Regions from separate parts of the Mus musculus genome. Here region 1 is linked to region 2. Evidence: chromatin loops called from intact Hi-C (ENCODE). Cell type or tissue: left cerebral cortex. All regions are shown on one strand. Each heading gives the region's core, and the rest is flanking DNA. Links, peaks and the distances in the headings are about the cores only. Region 1 overlaps Rapgef4 (Rap guanine nucleotide exchange factor (GEF) 4). Region 2 overlaps Cdca7 (cell division cycle associated 7).

The links. A loop is a pair of places that touch in the nucleus more often than their neighbours do. Peaks named below come from ENCODE experiments on the same cell type or tissue, not always from the same donor. Only the 100,000 strongest peaks of a DNase experiment are listed, where the experiment ranks them.
Region 1: a loop joins it to region 2, with 2.2 times the contacts of the local background. A loop is called at or near these places in 2 of 42 quality-filtered maps.

Annotation. Positions count from the first base shown.
Region 1 is chr2:72,229,710-72,241,752 of GRCm38, reverse strand. Rapgef4 (Rap guanine nucleotide exchange factor (GEF) 4) reads right to left here. Exons shown (of 31, transcript NM_001204165.1): 24 at 7,551-7,676; 25 at 6,967-7,145; 26 at 2,599-2,689; 27 at 276-326. Among named protein-coding and RNA genes, the nearest start is that of Map3k20, 50 kb to the left of the region's middle. In left cerebral cortex, for the core only: a CTCF peak has its summit at 6,618 (motif pointing left); DNase peaks (open chromatin) are centred at 2,631, 6,131 and 6,610; H3K27ac peaks cover 938 bases.
Region 2 is chr2:72,479,309-72,491,351 of GRCm38, reverse strand. It overlaps Cdca7 (cell division cycle associated 7), which reads right to left. Exons shown (of 9, transcript NM_025866.3): 3 at 9,404-9,661; 4 at 8,840-8,923; 5 at 7,791-7,997; 6 at 7,336-7,473; 7 at 6,604-6,753; 8 at 6,040-6,176; 9 at 4,462-5,632. The coding sequence ends at 5,602. Among named protein-coding and RNA genes, the nearest start is that of Cdca7, 9.1 kb to the right of the region's middle. In left cerebral cortex, for the core only: no CTCF peak of the experiment used is centred there; no DNase peak of the experiment used is centred there.

The DNA of each region.
Region 1 (12,043 bases), core at 2,058-10,057, 250 kb after region 2:
CCATAGCCACCTGAGCGGTGTTAGGTGGGACCCCATCACACTGCTTTGCTAACTTACACAAATTGACCTTATGTGGGACATAAGTCCTCTTTAAGTTAGTTCCTGAGGGGGCCATTCATTAGTCAGACATGCTTGTTTTAGCAGCACTAAAAGGGATCATAAACTTCTTAAAGTCATACAAGGACGGATAAAATTTCTGCAATGAGAACTTGAGCTAATCAGAAATTGGATTAATGCGGACAGTGAGCAGAGTAAAAGAAGCTACTGTCACTTACCATCAAGCTCTCAAACTCCGCATAGAACTTCTTAAACTTGCTCGGCAGTTTCTGTTAATAAAATGGAAATGACACACGCATCTGTCAGAGTCTATATCTAGATATGGAGTGTGTGCTACTGTTTCTAAGGGAAATGCATTTCCTCTGGCTGTCCTGGAACTCACTCTGTAGACCAGGGTGGCCTCGAACTCAGAAATCTGCCTGCCTCTACCTCCCAGGTGCTAGGATTAAAGGCGTGCGCCACCAGTGTCTTGGTAGTGGCCATAGCCAATCCAGGGGAAGGGTAGCAACACCAGCAGCCACTTTTGTTGTCACAGCTGCGGGGGGGTGGGGGGGGTGGGGGGGGAGAGTGAAGATGGGGGCGGGAGCAATAGGAAGTGCTTCTGAATACAGTGGGCGTGGCCAGAGAAGTTAGTTCAGTACCCTACAGTGCACAGGCAGTCCTCCACCACAGGGATTGGTCCTCTCAACTGTCCATAGAGCCAAGGCCAGCACTCTTAGCATTTCATCTCAGGTGGGGGTTGCTCCCCGCTTCAAGCCCCTCTTCTTGCTGTGTGCTCCTGTATCTCGCCTTTTGTCCACTGACTGACTGACACTCATTCTACTGTCTTCTGATACCTTGCACCATTCCTTCCCCTGTTCGTGTGGCTACACTGGTGCTCACTGAAGCTGTGTGAGATGTCCTTGGAAAGCTTCCGTCAAACACAGAGAAATGACCCAAAACAAAGGAGCTCGTGAGTGCCAGCTCAGCATACAGAATTCCATGATCACACTCCGCCTCAGAAAAGAAATGGCTTATACATTATAAAAGGCGAATCTTTTCTGTCAGAGACACACGGTGTCAGAAATAGAAGTTCGTAGACTTGTGGTCCTCTTATACCTGTAAGGGACTGGCCAATGAGCTGTCTTCTTCATGACAATAAACTGGTCATTTATCTGGCTGCACCTTCCCTAGGGGCCTCTGAGGCAGCACGGAGGGCTCAGAGTATCCAGTCTCTCTGCCTGGCCGCTGTTGTGTGGAGCCTACAGTTGGCCTCCATGGGCCCTCAAAAATCTTTACAACTTTTTTCCCCTCCCTGACCAACTGATTTGGACTCTGTGTGGGGGGCTCAGAAGCCAGAGATTCCCCCACTGGGATGTGCAGACTCTCAGAGGGGAATCCGAGATCTCTCGAGACTCCAGGTAGCTTGGGCAGTGAGACACAGGCACTACACAATGGTCTCGCTGTTTATTATTGGCACACCAACTCTGTTCTCTCCCTGCCTGGAAGCCGATCCAGCTGCGTGGCTCACAGGCCTCTCTAATTCCCTCATGCCTATATTCAGGGGATGAACTGCTGCGTGCTGCATCTGCTGGGAATTTTAAGAGAAACTCAAGACAGGAGGACTTGCAAGGACCTGCCCTATAAACAGTGGAGATATTTAGGAGAGTCAAGGGAAGATAATTGTTTCAGGAGGGAAACGAGCAGGGAAATAACTTCACAGGGAATGTGGACTCAGATGGTTGCTGTCAAGCACCATGGCAGAGTAGGTCTCAGATAGTCCTTACCGTCGTTTTTTTTCTGCAGTCCCTCTTACACATGCTTGTGTGCATTTGTCAAGAGTCTATTTTTGTGAGTATGTTCTGTTAGAGTTTACTGTTTCTTCAACCATGCCACATATAAGGGGTTAGGCACATTCCAAGTTCTAAGCGAATGATACTCAGAGGTGTCTTTGAACCGACCGTGAATCACTCATCCCGTTTGTTTCAGACATCCACAACACACCTGTTTCACTTTAGCTTCAAAGACAGTCCATGCCAACTGTTGCTCCTCTCTGAGAGGGAGGAGTCGCCAGGTGGTTATGGGACATACTCCGCGGCTCCCAACAGCTGGCCTCTTCTGGACTGTTTCTCCCAGAAGCAAGATGACTACTTGGATAAAATGGACCCTCTACCCTCTTTCACTTAGAGGTAAGGCTCAGGATAAAAGCAATAAGCAGACGTTTCAGAGACAACTGAACCAGTGAGCAAAGTGACCTTTGCAGCCAACTGAGCAATAGGTAGACCTGGATTTAGGATTATTTACATTGTAGCAATGGGAAAGCTGAGGTCCACCCCCCACCCCACCCCACGCACACTTCCTCCACCTGGACAATGTGTTTTTAAACTCTCACTCTGAGGTAACTAGAAAGAGGAGACAGGTCGCCTCCCTCTAAGGGCCCCCACCTTTCACATTGTTATACCAGTGTGAGTGCTGTTTCTATAAAAAAAAGCTCACTGGTGAGCCTGTGTTTTTATTCCTAAGGCAAAAGTCCCAGCTGCACGCCAGGAGCGGCTTTCTTACCTCCCACGTTAGTGCCAAGCGGCTCACGGCCACGTTGCTGAGTCCCATGACGATGGCGAAAAAGGAATTTAGATTTTTGTACTCCTTGCAGCTGAAACACAAGAGGCACGTGGTTAAGTAGCATGCCACTTTTGAGCAAGATTTTTTTTTTTAAATAGAGTTCTATTTTCTGATAGTCATTAATATTTATCAGGACTCGTTTATATGAGCTGGCAATGACAGATTTAAGGCACTGCTGGAGTTCTGCTTGGGTAACCACGCTCTGCGGCTCGACAACCCACGCTAGTTTTAGAAAGTTGATAGTTTTGGCCGTTGAGGGTTTGGTTTTGAGAAGTAATTTAAATTCACCTCCCCTAAGGGTTGTTATTATAATCCTAAATTTGCTAAACGCCGTAGTGAACCTGGAAAGGGTTGGGGAGACACATCCCATGGGATTAGAAAAGGGCAGGCAAAGTGATTGTAGAACTTGACACTTGGAGGTAGGTACTCTCATCTGGCAGGTAGGAATGGGTTAAGGATGTCACAATGCTGTGGCTACCCTGGTTCCTCTATGCTAGTGACACTAAATTGTTGAAAAAGTATCAGCTTACAAGGCCTGGTCCTGTGGGCTGGGCATTTGTTCTCCCAAGTTTGAAGTTGGGAGATGTCAGATCCATAACAAAATAACTGTATTTTTAGTTTTACTGATATTGGTAAGGTTGATAATTTTGAGTCTGTGTTTATATCATTATGAGTATTTACAAATCTATATTTGAGAATGAAGCACTTGGGTTAAGCCTAAATTCTTATTAAAATGCCAATGTTATCCCAAGTATTTGGTACACCTGATGGCAAACGACCACACCCACACACCCTAAGTTCTTCATACCAGACCCCTAAAAAGGAAAAGCGTTTACTTCCTAATAAGCAGAAAACTTTCACCACACAGCAATATGGCTATATAAGTTGACTGCTATCATAAACAAATAATGTTTGATCTATGCTCCAAATGCAAGGGCACCCACATTCATAAAAGAGACGTTACTAAATTCCAAAGCACATATTGCATCCCATACAATAATAGTGGGAGACTTCAACAGCCCACTCTCAACAATGGACAGATCATGGAAACAGAAACTAAAATAGAGACACAGTGAAACTAATAGAAGTTATGAACCAAATGGATCTAACAGATATTTATAGAAATTTCATTGTAAAGCAAAAGAATATACCTTCTTCTCAGCACCTCATGGTACCTTCTCCAAAATTGACCATATAATTGGTCACAAAACAGGCCTCAATAGATACAAGAAGATTCAAATAATCCCATGTTCCCTAACAGATCACCACGGACTAAGACTGGTCTTAAATATCAATGTGATAGCTTGTATATTCTTGGACCAGGGAGTGGCACCATCTGGAGGTGTGGCCTTGATGGAGTAGGTGTGACCTGGTTGGAATAGGTGTGTCACTGTGGGCGTGAGCTTAAAACACTCACCCCAGTTGCCTGGAAGTCAGTCTTCCACTAGCAGCCTTTGGATGAAGACATAGAACTCTCAGCTCTGCCTGCACCATGCCTGCCTGGATGCTGCCATGCTCCCACCTTGATGATAATGCACTGAACCTCTGAACCTGTAAGCCAGTCTCAAGTAAATGTTGTTTTTTATAAGACTTGCTTTGGTCATGGTGTCTGTTCACAGCAGTAAAACCCTAACTAAGACAATCAACAAAAACAACAGAAAGCCCACATACACATGGAAGCTGAACAATGCTCTACTCAATGATAACTTGGTCAAGGAAGAAAAAAAAAATTAAAGGCATTTTAGAATTTAATGAAAATGAAGGCACATCATACCCAAATTTATGGGACACAATGAAAGCAGTGGTAAGAGGAAAACTCATAACTCTGAGTGCCTCCAAAAAGAAACTGGAGAGAGCACACACTAGCAGCTTGACAGTACATCTGAAAGCTCTAGTGCAAAAAGAAGCAAACACACCCAAGAGGAGTAGACGGCAGGAAATAATCAAACTCAGGGCTGAAATCAACCAAATAGAAACAAAAAGAACTATACAAAGAATCAACAAAACCAGGAGCTGGTTCTTTGAGAATAGCAACAAGATAGATAAATCCTTAGCCAGCCTAACCAGATTGCTCAGAGACAGTATCCAAATTATAAATTCAGAAATGAAAAGGGAGACCTAACAATGAAATATATCTTAAAATAATTATTGTTTGAAAATATTAAAATCATGTTCTACAAAATAAAAGTAAATAAATAATGTTTGAACAAAACATTTTTGCAGAAGGCTCATTGAATGGTTGCTTTGGCTGCTCATATTCAACTCAAAAAGTAGCCACGAGCCGTTCTTCATAGGTCGTGGCGGTGGGGAAATGCACTTTAGAGGAGTTATGGTGGATCGGCTCACACACGAGAAAGCAAGCAAGGATGTCACAATGCTAGGGTAGTGGCTCCCAGAACAAGGGCCGGCATCTCCACCTGCATCACTGGCCTTTGCCTTGTGTGGGTGACTTGGAGATAATAAATCCAGAGCGGCAGACCTGCTCCATTTGCAGCTTTGCTTATCATTCAAGGCAAGCCAGGAGATGACTTCCTGTCTCGGTTTTTTCTCCTGTGAATACAGGACTAAAGCACCTACCCCAGCTTTGCCTCTTTAATTTTGCTAAGCTCCAGACTGGGCCAAGAACTTAAAAGAAAATGCTGCAGCTTTTCTAAAGACAGCAAGCAAAACAGATGCTATTGTCTACCTCAGTGGCTCTCAACCTTCCTAATGCTGTGACCCTTTAATACAGTTCCTCACGTTGTGGGGACCTCCGACCATAACGTTATTCTGTTGCTACTTCACAACAATCATTGTATGAATTGTAATGTAAATATCTGATACGCAAGATTCCTGATATGTGACCCCCAAACGGATCGAGACCCAAAGGCTGAAAACCACTGGTCTAGAGGCTTCTGTCTATTCCTGTAGACTCAGGGTTAGGAAAGCCTAGAGTCTGTACTAACTGGGTTGAGTGAACAGGTTCATGGCGGGACAGCAGCCTCAGCACAGGGCTGAATATGGCTAAATAGTCAGCTGATTTGCAGGAAAGGCCAAGTCTACCTGTATAATACAGAGAGTCAGGAAGATAGGGGATACATTACAAAGGCAGAAACAAACAAACAAAACAAACTCCTGGGTGTTTTGAGAGCCTTTTCTGTGTTGCCTGCTCTGTTGTAAACTGACAGGCAGGTCCTCTCTTCCTTCCTGCTGCACTTGGCACCAGCAGGCTAAGGTGAAGAGAGAACAAGCTCTCTATGATGGGAAAGCTCACCCTGTCATAGTTTCCATAAGCCACTCATTCCAAACACATGAAGGCATCTGCTCACTGCACAGAGGCCGCCTGACCGCGCCGCTAGGGAAAGTGGCCGCACCAAACCTGTCTTCAAACAGCCAGCTTTCCCAAAAGGCAAGGCAAGCAGCTCCTGGATTCAAAGGATCTGGTATTCTATTGTCTCCTCGAAATCTGGCAAAACAACTCAAGGCATTTGGCAAGCTGGCTTCTATAAAACACCAAGCCGCTTTCCCTTCTTTGTTTAGCTCTGGAAATCAAGAGAGTGTGTGGGATCTGAACTGTTTGGCTCAAGAAAACGCCTGGCTGGGGTCGCTCATTCTCCTAACCTCCCCGAGCTCGGGCTCTGCATTTAGAAAGGGAAGGAGTCTCGCAGCACAAGCCACATTTAGCTTTTTTATTTTTAGCACTGTGGTGATACCAAAAACATGGAAGTAAACAGGAGGTTGTCAAGCATATCTAAATAGCAGGAGAAGATTAAATTCATGTCAGGGAGAAACCTAACTGGCCCCTGCAGTAAATAAATTGTTTCCCAAGAAGTGCTTTTAAATAGAATATTTATAAGATGTTTGCTTTCTCTGATGTGCATGGAGATGATTTCCTAGTGCCAGGTTAGCTGGCCTGTATGCGTTTTACTGATTTTATTCTGCCTGAGCTGTGAGCTGTTGTTCCAGCATGTTCTACTGCCCTCTACTGGTGAGAACGTGTTATGTGCCACATCGGCTTCCAGAGCCTTGCAACCAAAGTTTCTAAAGGAACTTTTGTTGACTTCAATAGCATTCTTCAAAGGGGGGTGGGGGTGGGGGAAATCTGAAGAGTTCAGAGCAAAACACACCCCCCCCTTTGACTCCAGCATCAGTACTACAAGATGTTAATTTATATATTGATGTTAACTATTAAAAAGCTAGAAGACATTCTTCTCTTTCAAGAATTCAACTGCTGGTTGTTCTTACACCCGTTTCTCTTTGTAAGGTGTTTTCCATGAGAACAGAGTTCAGGGACATTTTTATTCTTTCTCCAAAGTTAAAGACACTTACTGAGCCGCTATCTTGATAAATTTTTTCAAAAGCTGAACACGTTTGCTGAGCTGGGAACAAAGGCAGACCTCAGTGACAACCCAAAACTGAATTTCATTAAACCTCCTCAGGAACAAATCCAAGTTTGCCGTGGTCTTTTTAAAATTATGCCTTCCAAATGTGTGGTAGATTAGCTCCAGCTAGAACAGAAAGGAAAACAATTTTACTTATTTGTTGGCTTTTAAATCAAAACGCCAGCCTGGCTCCTCCGTTTGTCAGGAAAGTGTTCTATCAAGCAGCAGATGTGAATTCAATCGCTAACCCGGATGTACCTTGTCATATAGATTTGAAGGGCTTTCATGAAGCTTGTGGAATATATAAATATAAACTAGGTGTTATTGGCTTAATAGACTCTGGAAGACATAGCATAGCATCACAGAGATTTTTTTTTTCTTTAATACTTACGGGTTTTATAAGCTCAGCATGCACAAAACCCATCATGTGGTTTCCATATGGTAGCACACGGAAACATGAGTGGCGTCAGGCCAGCAGGCTTCACTCAGAATCCTATGGAGCCCATGGACGCTCCTTGCTGGGCGTCTTACCTCATGCACACAGTTGAAGAGTTCCCAATCGTAGGTTGTCATCTGGTACGCCAGGTCTTTCGAGCTCATCAGCTCAAATGTTCCCACTGTCCCAGTGGTCGGGCCTTCCTGTTCCGGCAAGGGAGTCTGGGAAAGATTGTGAAAAAACTGGATCAGAACCACAAAGGGACCAGTACTCAGTGCCCAACGCTTTCGGGAGTTTTTGGTGTTGGAAAGGATTTGGGGGATAGTGTTGGGCATGTTTTGAAATGTCGGTTTTGAGGTGAAGAGTGTCTTTGCTGCTTGTTGTACTTGCCTGGAGGCCATCTTTGTTGTTAGCATCCTCAACCATCCCCAGTTACCAACAGTGTGGTCACCAGCATTGCCACCACCACCATCTCAACTGTGGGCCATGACAAATAAGGCTGGGCAAAGGCTGTGCAGGGATCTCCTGTGCCTGGGGATTGGCGGGTGGGTACCTGGAAACTCTTCCTCTTCCACGGTAAAGATGGAAGATGCTCTTGGAGACCTTACCCTCATGTTTCCATAGAAAGTATGATAAAGCCAAATACTAGCACAGGAGTTTGAATTTCTACCCACACTACTACTTAACTCCTGGTGGTAACTGAGGTCAAGTTGCCACAGCCACGTCTTCACACACCACCTAAAGTAGTGAACTAGTAGAGAGCAGTGTGATCTGAGTCTACACAGGATTTCCAAGTCCTCAGCCTGGCCCGAGAGCTGTTGGGTTGAGAATGTTGCAAGTTTGGGGCAAGACCAGACTCTGCTACTTAGACCAAGACTCTTGTCAGAAGTTTTCTTTTGCTTCACTCATCTCCTTCTGTGATCTAAGAAATGTTATACAGCGTTCTTACTTTGTCAGACAAGAGACAGATGGAGTGTATAATACCTAAATACTTATCTGTAAGACTAGGGATAGATATTTAGGAATGGATATATATGCATACATGTGAGACATAGAAAGAATATCTGCCACTATGATGCTAACAGTACTTGGATATTCAATACTCATATCACATGGCTAGGGATGTCACTCTGGCTAAGCACTTTCTTTGTAGGTACAAGGCTTGTTGCCCCAATTCCAGCATTAATAAGAAAAGGGGCTCATGTTAGAACTATTACTATTATATGGATTTCAGCAGCATCTTCATCACTTCTGTACTCAAGGGATGTCCCCAGTGTTCTAAACACTCAAGGAATTACATGCTCAAGGTTTAGGTGGCTCCTGCATTGGAAAGTTCATCTGTGAGCTGAGCTCTCAAGTTTACAGTGTAACAAAGTCTACTTGCATCAACAGGGGAGGTGCTACTTGTGGATACAGTTACTTGCTGGGCTCCATTTGCACATCTGGAGACAGAATATCAACAGACCAGACTACTAGGTACATAGACAAGCAGGTAGAGGCACCTGAATGGACCTTTCGAAACAGGGAGCCTACTGGGAGTCAGGGTGTGTTGAAGGATGAAGAGAAGCAGTGAGCAGGAGGGTGAGAAAGGCTTTTCTCAGGATGGCTCATGCTTATGATGATAGCAAGGGTGAAAATGAGGGAGCTTTTAAAGAGGATCCGAGTACCAGATTAGGAGATGGTTTGTCAGAGGACAAACTAGAAGATCACATTAGTGCCAGCTTCAGAAGACAGCAGACTGAGCATAAACCCCACTGTAGCAACACATACTTGGTATGATCCCTTAATCTTCTGACTGTCTGCAGTTCCAGTAAATCAGAGTTATACTACCCAAGTTGGCAACTAATATTGAGGCTTGTTAAGAGGATTAAATGGGAACAATTTAAGAGCAGCGAGTAAATCCAGTCCTCAGCACAGGAACGTCCCCTCTGTCCAATTAGGTCGCTTTCCAGAGGGGTTGGACTGCTACAAATGCACAGGAAAGTTGGTTAGGGCAACACTAGGTGAAGAGCTGGATACGGATCCTCTCTGTAGAGCACAGAGAGCAGGGCAGAAAGCAGCAATTCCAAACAGAACTGGTGCTGGTGGGCAAGGTGCTTATGGAATCAGCTGAGAATGGCTCCAGCCCGGGGCAAGTCTTCAGTAGGTGAAGCCCTTAGATTCCTGGTCTCAGGACAACGTCACAGGTCAGCCGGGCCCTCTGTGGTCTCCCTTCTCTCCTGCAGCTGCTTCCCACTCCACTCACTAAGTTTGCTCTCTTCTTGAGGACCTCCATCTACCTGCACCTCTAGCACTTTCCGGGAGGTTTTATGGTGTCTTGTAGATAGGACTGATTAACACAACAACTCCTGTGGAGATTTCGATGGGAAGCCCTTTGGGTAACAGAGGTTGTGTTGTCATCCCCACATCCTTCCAGAGGTTCAAGAAGTCGCTGTAGAATCTCAGCCTTCACTTGAGGGGAGGGTGACCATCAGCAGGAGAGCCTTCCTCTGAAATGGTGGATTTACATGTGCAGCCTGGAGCCCAGAGCAAACACTACCTTGGGCCATTTTCCATTGAAGATGTCCCGCTGGCCAGGTACTGCAGAGCTTACGTAGGATCTGCACAGCATGGGTGTCTGAGAAATGACACGTTCCCTTCTCTGGAGTCCTATGGGTCCCTCCTCAACCTCACTGAGAGATGAGATTTATACAAATGCTGAGGGAAGGCCATCGGAAGAATGACATTACCGAGGTCCTAGTCCAAAGACGTAACACATAAAAAGGGGATGCTAATTGCCAGTGTAACTGCTGGCTAAGTGACCTACACCTCAGCATGCCTCTTTGCTTGTGCTATAACCCTGCCTCTGTAGTGCAACTTGTCATAGTGGGTTCCCTCTGATGACACACCGGCTCCTTGAGAAACATGGGCTATGAAGGGGTTGTCTTCAAGACTGTCCCATGGCCAGAAACACCCACAGACTGTGGAATGATGTGGCAGGAACTAAATAAAAGTCTTAGGAACCAGGGAGTGGATAAAAGCAGAGCCAAATTACAGTACACTGAAGCTTTGCTCTAATTGGCTTTGTACTAACATTTCTACTCAAATACAAAACTTCAAGGGCACAAAGCTCTGGAATGCAGAGCTTTCTGTGGGCCTTCCACAGTGGGATCACCACGGGCACTCTGCTAGTTTTGGATGACACAATTTAACACTGAGACTCATTTTCTTCGGGGAGGCTTGGGTTACTCTCTTCCTAATTTGACTGTCATTGTCATAAGGACAGACGCTCCTGGGCACTTGTCAGGCTGGCTGACACTTGGTAAGTGTGTGGCGATAACTCGGAGGGCTTGGGTCAACATTCTAGAAAGATGGCTGTCAGAGGGATGTTTTAGCAAGCCCAAGAGGGAGCTTCAGGTAAGGCCTGCTCTCTCCGAGCACAGAGAGGTGCACGGCACCCCCAGCGGAGAGGCTCGTGTCCAGAGTCCTCACTGCCAAGCAAATTCCTTCCAACCATTCAGGCCTTAAAATGGAAGATAAGCAAAAGCCCAGAACTTGGAAGGCCGCAGGACTGTGAGCAATAAACAGAAGCTTAAGAAGTTAGTGTCTGCCCCCAAGGAGCTGGAGACAGTCCACGCGCCTAACTATACACCCCCTGGCTCAACCCAGCAGCCAAGAACCAGCTGGCAAGAGAGGCAAACACTTCACCCGGCACCTTCGATGGGACATCTAGCAACACTAGCTGTCTAAGGCATTACTTTCCAGGAGAGGGGGTGCAGACTCACAGCAAATTTTTAAATGTTATATGTGCATGCATGATGTGTGGGGAGGGGAGAGGCTAATGCTCTCTGCCACCAGTGGAGGTCAGAGGACAATTTTGTAGAGTCACTTTTCTCCTTCGGTCTTTATGTGGTTTCCTGGCTATTTATTTATTTTTATTTATTTATTTTTAAATCCCTAAATGTTGAGAGATATTTATTCAGAAAGCAATGAAGGCAGGTGATTAAAGAACCAAAGAAACACAACCAAGGCTTGTGACTCTGCGCTGATCACCCTGTGCTGGTTCTAGGGCAAGTCGGGTGCTCTGGGCTTGGTTGGGGGAAGCGAAGGCACTGTGCCACATTTGTGAAGTTCTTAAATGAAAATAAAATGATGCCACATGAGCTGTCCCCTGCCCCCGGGTCTGGTGGCACACATCTGTGATCCCAGCACGTGGGATTCGAGGGAAGGAATACTGAGACCCAGGAGCTACAAAACAATATCACATCTTAAAAACAAACAAACAAACAAAACAAAAAGCAAACAAACAAAAAAGAATGGACAAAAACCCATGGCATTCCCTGAAGCAGAAACCAGATCAGGGACAACACATCCTATTAGGATGCAGTGCTGGGTGGGAATCCAGGCTGTCACAGGGCTCTGGTTGTATGCTTTAACCTAACTCCCTCCTAAAGTTCTAGCAAGACCTGTCTATACTTCACTAAGAAAACAGCTCTCCCAAGATGTTGGTGCAGTTCACCTCTCGCACATATGTCTTTTATTTCCTCATAAGGGAAGCATGTGTGTCCAGAGACAGAGAAAACTAGATCCGTGAAACTAAACTGGTCCT
Region 2 (12,043 bases), core at 1,464-9,463:
TTGAAATGGTAAATTTTATTTCAAGTTTTTTTTTGTTGTTGTTGTTGTTGTTGTTGTTTTTGTTTTTTTAACTTAAGAAAAACAGAGTAGCAAAATGGTAGACACAAACCAGAGACCCAGTAACCTTGACGCTAGTTAGATGGCTTCTGAAGCCTGGTTCTATGTAAAAAACAAAACTAAATTGCCACAGAAACCTTGCTCTCCGGGGTAGCTCTCCAACTGGTCCTCTCATTGCGCCTGCTGAAATCAATTAATAGGGTTCTTGGTGTCTGCCCTAATCATCATGCAGGCAAAGGAAATTTAGTTAATATCTTTTTCTCCCTCCCTAACACTGAAAAATAAGATAAATAGATCTATCTTCCTAATTTCACTTAGTCATTTCATTCAGTAGCATCTGTTTATCGTGATTTACAAGAATTTGGCTGGCAATGAGATTTGCTGAAAGCATTTGCATAAAGGAATTTTATTTACATATTTTCCTCCTTAAGCGCCACAATACTTAAAATGGTCCTGTCTGGGGAGCCCAGGAAAGAACCAGAGACAGTCAGTCATTACTACTCGAAAGCCATACTGGATGGAGGAGGAAGAAGAGGAGGAGGAGGAGAAGGAGGAGGAGGAGGAGGAGGAGGAGGAGGAGGAGGAGGAGGAGGAGGAGGAGGAGAATGAAAAGAAGAAGAAGAAGAAGAAGAAGAAGAAGAAGAGGAAGAGGAAGAGGAAGAGGAAGAGGAAGAAGAGGAAGAAGAGGAAGAAGAGGAAGAAGAGGAAGAAGAGGAAGAAGAGGAAGAAGGAGAAGAAAGAATTACAGCTACTCAGCTTGAAAGATGAACTTGAGGCCTATTAAAATATGGGCAACCAAACAAAAACAAGAAAGCAGAAATATGAATTTCTGTCATTGTAAGCAATCAGGGAAAGGGGACTTGACTTGTTTATCACAAACTCATACATAAGTCTTCTAGGTGGGTGAGGAAAGCATTCTCCATGTTGTATTTCTCTAGAACTTACTATTTAATTACATGGTCATACACTGAAGCATTACAGGAGTCTACAATTTTCTGTAGTGTGTGTGTGTGTGTGTGTGTGTGTGTGTGTGTGTGTATGTGTGAATGTATGCCACAACACATGTATGGAGGTTCAGAGGACAACTTGGAGGGGTCTTTCTACCATGTGGGTTCCAGGACTCAAAATCAGGTTGTCAGCTTTGGTGGTAAGCACCTTTATTACCTGAGCCTTCTTCCCAGCCTCCAATAATATTCTTTGAGTAATAGAAATTACACTCATCTCATCTATATAGTTAAATGAGGAAGGTACAGTGAGAGAAAGACAGGGTGAGTACTACATGCTACTATGTACCTGGTAGGCAAGAGGCTACAGAAACACAGATCTAGGCAGGCACAGCAGTGAACACCTCTAACCCCAGGAAGGAGCAGAAGGAGCAGGAGTTTAAGACCAACCTGGTTTTGAAAAGCAAAGCCAAGCAAACAACTATACCAAACATAGTAGCTGACTCACTACTTCTAGGAAACAACAAAATTAAATTATTTTCTGTCACAATATTATTTATTTCAGTATTCTGAAAATATCATGTAGCAATGTCAGCTATTAATATATTTAAGTGCTAATGTAGACACAGATGCATGAATACTTACATACTTGCTATGATAAAACATCCTGACAAAGACCACTTAGAGGAGAAAGGGTTTATTTTAGCTCACAGTCCCAGGTTACAGTCCACTACGGAGGAGTAGATCCTTTACAGAACAACATGTGCTCTTAGCCGCTGAGCCCTCTCTACAGCCCCGCCCCCTACAAAGTGAAGGTTCTTCAAGATGAGGTTTCTCTGTGTAGCCCTGGCTGTCCTGGAACTCACTCTGTAGACCAGGCTGGGATTCACCTGTCTGCCTCCCAGAGTCCTGGGATTAAAGGCGTGTGCCACCACTGCCCAGCAAAATTAAAATTGCTTACCGAAGTGTATCCTTGAAAATGGTTAGACAATGAGCCATGTCCAGCAATGTGAATTCTGTTTATCCTGAGGTCTAAGAAGGCCTGGAGCGGGACTGGGAAGCTGGACACTGGAAACTCACCCATGGACAACTCGATCGGGAGTTTAGGTTGACTGCCTCAACTCAAGGCACTTCCTGCCAGATGTTTGAAAGCCCTCAATTTGACACCCCAGTGTTGTAAAACCCAAATTTTCCAAGGGGACTGAATAAGAGTGGCTTTAGCTTTGTGGCCTTTGTTCCTTGTTCGTTCCTGCCAATGTCTTTCTGCACCTTGATACTGTTTGAAAAGAAAAGCCTGTCCCTAAAACCTGCCAATTCTCTGCCCATCACCCCCATCCCTACTGTCTCCCTTCAAGTCCCCAAGCCTCTGACTCAGGCAGTACCTACCTGGTGTCTTTGGCTTCCTCTTTCCCCATTTCTTCTATAGTCTTCTCTTTATTTACAGACTCTGCAGCTAAAGCTCCCAGATTCTGACACTGATGCAGGTGCTCCAACACCCTGGGTTTCCATCGCCCAGCACCCTCATTCTCTTGAGCCTTTCTGTCCAATAAAGGCCCTGATCCTAATGAGCCTCCACCTTCCCAGCATGCTCAGCTGGACTTAACCTGGCACCCAGTCTTCCTCTCCGGATGGAACCTACTCACCCTGCTAGGCTTTCTTGTTCCTCAGGTGATCTCATCAGCCCTCTTCCAGGGTTCTACCACCTGGACAACAACATACCAAGCCCCCGTCTCAAAAAGCACAGAGGGGCATCTATGACTAAAATTGCCTGGGCATGAAAAAATACTACTGTCTTCCTCTTTTCATTCCCCACATTATTTGCAGGTTTTTTTTTTCCAATAGTTCCTCTGCTAGATTACATGGCTCCTTTAAGGATAAGCTGTCACAACGAACTATTCCAGTTAATTAATTTAAAGGAAACTCGTATCACTTAAATTGATGTCAAAAATTATGCAAATCACTTGGGAGGTATAGCTCAGAAGAGCACATGGAAGACCCTGGGTTCAACCAATTACCTGCCCCGATTTCAAACAAACCAATTAATATGAACTCTAGCATTTAAGCTCACTTTACATACACAACAGGGTTGCCATTAGTTTGGATTTTTTTTTTAAGATTTATTTATTTATTATATGTAAGTACATTGTAGCTGCCTTCAGACATTCCAGAAGGGGGACTCAGATCTCATTAAGGATGGTTGTGAGCCACCATGTGGTTGCTGGGATTTGAATTCAGGACCTTCAGAAGAGCAGTCAGTGCTCTTAACCGCTGAACTATCTCTCCAGCCCTAGTTTGGATTCTTAAGATCTTAAGATTTGATCTCTAACAACTGACTTCTTTTGAATCCAGGTACCAAGTAAGCAACTTTCAGCTTGGTCCTTCCTAAGTGTGGAGCAGAGAACTATGGCTTCCCATCGAAGTATGGTATAAACAGGATACTGGCTTTTTTCTTCCTATACAGTACCAGGCTAGACATATCTTAGGTGTGTGGCTTACAGTGCCATACTGTTTCATACTTGAGTGTTTATTGATGAAAGTACAACACATGTACGCCTGGTGCCCAAGTTCAAGAGGGTGTTGTACCCGGTTATAGATGGTTGTGAACTAAACCAGTAGGTGCTGGATCTTCCCAAGTGCAGTAAGTACTCTTAATTACTGAGCCATCTCTCCAGCCTGGTCACACTTTAAAATGGAAACAAACAAAAAATACTCCTTTACAAATGTAAAAAGGTATATGCAGTTGGATGTAACATGCAGACTGTAGTTAGCCAGTCCTGGTGAGAAATTTAGTTATAAGAGTAACAGGGGGGCTATATGGCTCAGCAATTAGGAGTGCTTGCTGATCTCCTAGGACTGAGTTCAGTTCCCAGTACCCACATCTGGTGGTTCACAACTGCTTATAACTTGAGATCCACAGGCCCTAACACTCTCTTCTGGCCTCCTGAGGGCACCTGCACATACATGTGCATAAATACAGCCATGCAAACATATACATGAAAATACTATCTTTTGAAAAAAATGGCATTTGTGAGGGTTTCTTCAAGCTTGCAATCCTCCTGCTTCAGTATGGTGGTTCTGTGAGTCCATGTTACATCTGGCTCTAAAAGGTTGTTGTTTTTTGTCTTCTAGTTCGGTCTTGAAACCTCAGAGCATGGCACACATTCAGTAAGTATTTGAAAAGTAGATTAAAGTGTTAAAGTACTGCAAACAATAAAGGAAAAATAACATAAAACTTCCCCGGGCTCATGTTGTACAGTCAGTCAACTTGGCTGTCTTGTCCACTTTGAGATTCCAGCTAAAAGTCATATCAACAAATGAGACCCTTTATAAAAGAGCTGGCTGTGGGCCTCAAAAACTTAATCCAAAGCAAGCTTTAGAAGAGGCAGAAATGCCCTTTCAAAGCACAGGGGGGAAAGTAATATTGAAACTTTTTTAAAAAACAAAAATAAACACACAAGTTAGAACAAAATGTTTTATTATTAAAATAAAAACCTTTGTATAAAAGCATTACAGAGCAAAAAGCTGTATTTACACTGAATGATTCAAGATCCAACTGAGCACCACAGACAGAGTACAGAGTAGGCACAGCTGACAGGCTACACAGGTGAGGGACTCAGTCACTTCGTCACCAGTACTGAATGACCCACCTGTAGGGAAAGGGGAGGGAGGGTGACTTCAGGCACCCACCCATAAACTACACTGGCAGAGAGGTTCAAAGCTACCCATCTCTAAAAGGCCACTTCCCATCATTCCAAAAGTGTTTAAAACCTAAATATATAGAAACCCTGGACACAACCCCCAGGGTTACCTCTTTAGGAAACTGCCAGGATCTAAAGTGACATTATTAAGGTTAAGTTCCTGAAGCAGAACACCAAGGTTTCAGATCAACCCGCTGCTGAGCTATCATCTTTAATTTCCCAGAACACCTTTTCTACAGCAATTTTTAGTAATTATGGTACCAAGTTCCCACAAACCTTTGGGTGACTGGGTAGGCCAGATGACAGCAGCAACAGTGTCAGCTGTGACAAGACGTACACTGAGCACAGCACCCCAGAGATGTATTCCTCCAGAAAGCCATCCAATGTGGCCATACTCCAGTTTACAACAACTACCTAATTCTTCCTCATGGTTTCCGGCCCTTTGTGCCTTGGCCCTTTCCATTTAAAACATTAGCCAATATAAACACTAGACACTAAACTATGTGCGTTGATTCTGTGTAAACAAGTTAAGGGGCTCTTCTCTGTGATTCATCACAACCGTTGCTTCACAATACTACTGTACCCCAAAGTGCTTGGGTATGTCCTGATCACACAAATTCTCAAGCTGCCAGTTAAAGATAGCTCAGAATCTAAGTGGTGGCAAAAGACCAGGGAGGCTACAAGGTGGGGCCGGGGCAAGCTCTGAGACACTACATATCGCTGAAATGTAAGGAGTAGCATGCCTTTCATGATGCTTCAGAAACAAGTGTGAGATACGAGATCAACGCGACCAAGTTCTAAGGCAGACGGATGGCCGAGATTCTTACTCGGGTTCCCATCAACACAACGTCGAGAACAAGAGAGCCTTCAGAGGCCGAAGGCGGGCAGACAATCTTCAGGCTCTACGCTTGCATTTCAAATTCCTGCTTCAGACTGTGAAAGACAAAGGGGAAGACGTCAAAACGGTTTTCAACCATTAATTCTCTTTGGAAAGTCAAATTCTTCCTTTAAATAATGTCTTTATGGACCCCTAACATATATTGTCAGTGGACATCTTAGACACACACACTGAATTTTACATACACTCCCCACCCTGAGAAAGATGCATTTCCACTAACATTTCCCTGCCCCAGACCAGCCACTCAGACTTCTATCATCTTTTATCAAGGCACATAAATGAATGGAAGACTCAGATGTGAAAGAAAGAAAGAAAGAAAGAAAGAAAGAAAGAAAGAAAGAAAGAAAGAAAGAAAGAAAGGAAGGAAGGAAGGAAGGAAGGAAGGAAGGAAGGAAGGAAGGAAGGAAGGAAGGAAGGAAGAAAGGAAGGAAGAGGCCATTACCTTTTCAAGTAAGCATGGACGTTCCCGAAGCCATGATACTTTGCCAGATACACCAGGACTCCAGTGGCGCACCGCCCATCACGCTGGCGGCAGAAGCTGCAGTTGCAAATTCCTCGACAAGGTGGGCAGTGCCAATTCTGAAGAATTGTGGGAAAGCGCCCTGAGGCTAGGCTTCATGCTCCATCCACTCATTTGTTTAAGGTTTTTAGTCATTAAAGAACTTAGTATTAATCCATTTAACCCGTGATGATTTAAATAAAATAAATCATAAAATAGGAGTTTTGGGTCCAGTATGAGAGCATTTGCCTAGCATATGTAAGGCCCTTGGCCTTGGTTTGAACCCTAGCAAGATACACACACACACACACACACACACACACACACACACACCCCATAAAATCAATTCAAGAAAGTTACACAACCATCACCAAGGAAAAAGGGATCAGCTTCTCTGGGCAGCAGCCCTGTGCTCTCTGCAGTTATTTCATTATTTCATGCAGCATCACACTGTGGTCTCCTGACACCAAGAGCTCAAGCCCCACCCCAAGTATCACAGCCACTTACCGGATCCAGCAGAGCGTCCTTGACCTCCTCGCCATAGCGGTTTCGAAGGCAGGGACCACAGAATTGGCCCCGGATGCCCCAGCAGTCTGGGTTTCGGCAGTTGGTTTTGGTGTCAGTGGTTTTCTGGCGACACTGATGACATGTAGAACCCTAAAAGGAGGACCGGATGAGGGAAGGAGCAAACGCTGCCCTTTGCAGAGGGAAACAGAGAGCACCCACACTGGTCAAAAAGGCCTTTGAAGGTCATCTGACACCTACGTGTGTAAGGATGAGAAGCATCCCAAGCAAGGCTCCCATTCCATCGGGGGTACAACAGCGTCGTCAAAACTATCACTCAGTGCTCAGTGTCAGAATACCTGCCCAACCCACTCAAGACCCTGAGTTTGATTTTCAGCGTGGGAAAAAGAAAATCCCATCCAAATCCATTTTTCATCTTTGGCTCTCTGCTACAGTCTCAGCAAATATCAGTAAGTTCACCCTAACAATACACAGTAAATTCCAGTTGAATGAATCAACTTCTAAATTAAAACAAAAAATGTATATAACCCTACTGTAGACCTCCTATACAGATAATTCGATCCCAGACATGCTGTAAAACTCTTTCTCTTTTATGAAAAAGAAATGTGCAGTTAAGAATGCCCAGACCATAACTCCGTGCAGCACCCTCAGGACAGATACTATCTGCGCTCTGCAAGGTGTTTCGGTTTCTAGATGTAACCTCAGGGCACTCACCAGAGAGCGGTTATAAATCTTCTCTCTCGAGTTGCTGCAGATGTTCCTAATCTCTTCCTCTGTGACTTCTTCTACTGGTCGGATTATATGCGGAAGGGTCATGGATCCAGGCCTCCGACTTCTGGGCACATCATCGTCCTGAAGAAGAATCATGAACCGAGTTCCTCTCCGGCTCTCTGCATCCCCAAATCTCCAGATGCTTCGTTTAGAGTTTCATAAGAAAGTCAACCTGGGAAATCTCTCTTGCTTATGGAGAGAGGGGGCAGGCCCTACGTTTACTTAAGAATAACTAGCCGAAAGTATAAGCATAATTCCTACAATATTGAATCTGACTCTTGCCCACTAACAAAGCTAAGTGTGTGTGTAGCTCTGATGACTTGGGAATGGTCTGAGACTGTGTTGGTGATGCCAAGCTTCCTAGAGATGGACAACATCACCCATCAGTGAGGACTCACGTTCATGTAGCTGTCCATGGACTTCCTCTGTCTCACCAGCATGTACTTATCCTCTTCCTCCTCCTCTTCCTCCTCCTCTTCCTCGGTGGGCAGGGCACCCAAGGAGCCCAGGATCCGGGACCTTGACCTGGTAAGAGGTCGAGTTCTCCGTTCCGGGTTCCTTCTGGTAGCCACACCTGGGAATGTGCGTCGTCTAGGCGACTTTGACTGGCAAATGAAACACACAAGATAGATCCACTTACTCCGTAACAGAGAGAACCAGCACTGTGGAGAGCCTGCATCATCCCCTAAGTAGTTTTAGTATAAGAAGAGGCCCCCGTTTTCCCATTTTCTTTGCCTTTTCGTTATGTGTAGAAAATAAACCCCAATGCCATATAGCCACTGAAAATTTTATTTATTCTTCTATTTAATTTTTCTACCATTTACTCTTCTACTCCAGATACTGAATATATTAACACCCAAGCTCCTGACCCAAAAACCTTTCCTGTAACATCTCTACACTCCTGGAACACGTATGCTATCTACATATAAGCAAAGAATGCCCGGTTTCTTCTCCCCATTTCTCGCTGGCTTCCAGCCTGCCTTCCAAGGGAGAAGCAAGGAACGCTGGCTTTACTTTTCTGCTATAGACAACACAACAAACCACCCATCCCCGGTCACACCAGCTTTGATCCTTGGGATACAATCAAATAATTATTAAGATTATTAAGTCATTATTAAGATATGACTTGACAAAGAGATTGTATATACTTCCTTTTCCCTCAATCTCTTCTTAAAAATACCTACTTTGTATCTAGCATGTGGGGGGCAAAATGTGCTACTTGAGGGAACAGAAATAAGTTAACTATTTTGTTGGCTGCTGATGGGGAGCAGAGAGCTGATCAGAAGGAGCATGGCCGTAGGAGAGCAGAGCCAACGTGTCCAAAATGCAGAGAGCAGGGAGAGCTTCAAGGACCCAGTTCTAGCCCCGCCCCCATATAAAAACAAGATCGTAAAGTCTCAGAGATCTGCTCTGCCTTGTTCACAACAGGATAGAAAGAAGCACTTACATCTTTGGCTCTGTGGCCTGGGAGGGAATGTCGTCCAGAGAACAAGCCAGGGAAGCTTTCTAATTCTGACATGAGTTTTGCAAGCTAAAAAGGGGAAGAGCGTAAACAGAGATTAGAACCGGTGACAACAGGCAATTTGTAGAAAGAAGGCTAGCCTGCCCCTCAACTCTCCGCTTAGTAAGTCCACATAGTCAGGTTTCTCATTTCCCTACTAGGCTTATTCTAACTCTTACAGGATGTAAAGAGCGGACGGATGGGGGCTGGAGGGCTGGCGCAGCTGCAAAAGGCCCTTGTTACCCTCGCAGAGGACCCGGGGTCAGTGCCCAGCAGCCACCTGAGATCTCACAACCATCCCAAACCCCAGGTCCAGGGGATACAAAATGCCCTCTTACGGCCTCCAAGAGCAGCTGCACAGTTTCACCCTCTACTCCACGTAAATAAGTATAAATCTTTGAAACAAACACATCGTCAAATCCCACAGCTTACAAACAGTTCTTAGGAGAGAGAAGAAAGGAACTGCTTAGAAGAAAGTGGGGAAAGGTTTGGGTCCATTCAAATACCTACCATTGCTTTGTTCTGCTTTATATTTAAGGCTCTCTTCTCCAGAAAGTTCATGCCATCTTCTTCTTCTTCTTCTTCTTCTTCTTCTTCAGAGTCAGAGTGGGAATCGTTTGCAGAGCTCTCAGAGGGCTTTGGGGGCGCTGCTTTTTTGCTGGCCGCCCTCCGGGTATTTCGTGCCGGAAACTTCATTGCTACCCTGAGAGGCCCGGAGTGCCGGCACTGACTTCGGGTCCTGCAGCCTTCCCTGTTCAACTGCAGTCTCTAGTTAACCAGAGAGAAGGTGTTATTAAAATCTGCCCAGTGGCAGACAAGTGGCACCACAAAATCCTTTTGGAATAAAGGACATGAGCAAAATCAGTCTTAACCAGTCAGCAAGGTTGGTGGGTAACAAAATCAAGTCTTGCAAATGAATACTCTGTTACTGGTGTAAGACAGTGTCTGAGCCACCCTTACTGTCCTGAGACCTACATGTCTAAATGATTTTTTAATAAATTCCTGCCCCCTTCTCATTCCCTTAAAAATAATCCCTATTTTCAAAAGATCCTCTAGGGATAACTAAGTTCATCCATAAACATGGTTTAAATGCCTATGACGGTAGGAAATAATAGCCTAAACTATCAACTTCCAATTCAGTTTTAACTGCGATTAAAATACACATAATATTGCCAATCTCTGCCACCCCAACCCCTGGCCTTTCTGTCTTTGAACCTGACTAGTCTAGGTACCACTCAAATTAACATTTTGGAAGTCAAGACCTAGTGAGACATCACTTCATACCAACTAGTATAGCCAAATCTGTAAGCTTGCTCAAAAACTAAACAGTTTCTATGTATCCCAGCCATCTACTCTTAGGTATAGACGCAAGAATATATGTCCACATAAAAGCTTTGGACATGTATGTTCAGGACAGCTGCTCTCATTTTTACATGTATGCACGTGTGAGTATACACATGGAGGCCTGAGCTTAAGATCAGGAGGCATCCTTAACATTACTAATTGAGACAGGGTCTCTCAATCAAACTCAGAGCTCACTGATGTAATCTCATCTTACTAGTCATCTTGCTCTAGGGATCCTAGCTCTGCCTTCTGAGAAGCTGGAATTACAGATAGGACACTGCGTCCACTAGGCATAGGTTTCTTGAGTTCTTGTACTTGCAGGGCAAGCTGAGCCATCTCCCTAGCACCTCCAAAAAAACTGAGTGGGCCGAGGACTTAGTTCAATGGAAGAGTCTATGTTTAGCATATCTAAGACCCTGGGTTTGATCCCTAGCACAAACAAGTAAGGATCTTTCGGGTAGCTCTTAGTACTTCATGTACATTTAGTATTCATAGATGGAGATCATAAATCAAACCTGTTATGGATTCTTAGCTCTTTCAATCAACAGGCATTTGATTCAGCACAAGTAATACCTACAAAGAGCTATGAGCCTACCTAGAGTAGTCAAGCCACAAACAATGGGTCACACCCAGACCTGTAGACTGGCCCCAGCTCACGAATGCCAATCAACACCAATTTGGACCAAAGTCTCTCATTAGAGAAAACATGCGTAGGTATAGATGGTGATAAAATAGTTCTAGAGCCAAGTGCTGTCACAGCAGAGCCAGTCAAGTGGTGGCCTGCAGGGAATGTGGTCAGTGACAACAACGTAAATAACATGCGGGTGATTTGTAACAAGTGCACTTCTTTGGGAGAAAGTCTATAGAAAGCATGCTATGCTCAGGAGTAGGGAGTAAGGCACAGGCACAGGCACAGCAGGTGACAGAGCTGAGCGAAAGGCAGCACACCCAGGGAAAGCAGACACAGAAGCAAGAAGGGCCCTACCTGCTATGAGCTACGCGGTCCTAAGGGGTTCTAGACACAGGAACAACTAGAACCATGGGACCCGGCTCTGTCAGCTCCATGCTAGCACTGGGTTGGGCACCTGCACGTGTAAGCGCCAACGGTAGCTAATCTTTAGGACACACGTGCTTCCTGCGATCAGGTCAGCTCTGCAGCTAATGGTAATCTGGAGGCTAGCCAACTTTACTTAGCAATTTCCCAAAACCTAAAAAAATGGTTAAGATCTACAAGCAGGACATTAGTATAAGAATGGCTTTAAGACATGAAGAAAATATTTATAATCAGGTCATCAAAATCTCCGACATGGATGGGGAGTTATCAGCTCAAAAAGCCAATGTCTCCTGCCTCTCGGTGTACCTCCCTGCTTGATACTGGTGGAATTCTCACACTCACCATTCCATCTTGTATCTCACTCTCTGAAAAACCGCAAAATAATTCCTCATCAGAGTCGGCATGAAAAATGCTGGCCAATTCCTTAGTGGCATCTGGCCTTGGTTTCTGTAAAAATCCAGTGACTTAATACATCCTGCACCTCACCCTTTGAAAAGCTGCAGAAAGATTCATTCTCAGAGTCCTCATTACAAAAGAAAGAAAGAAAAAACACCAAAAACATGAGCCCAGTTCTTCACTGATATCTGACCTGAATTTAGGTTTCTGTAAAATAAATAAATAAATGTGCATGTGGATTTTTTTTTTTCCTTTTTCAAGAACCAATTTTCCATAAACTGTGCAGAGAGCAAATCACATTTACAAGTGCACTCACTACAGGAGAATGGCTTTTGTTACAAAGAAAAATGGTTCAG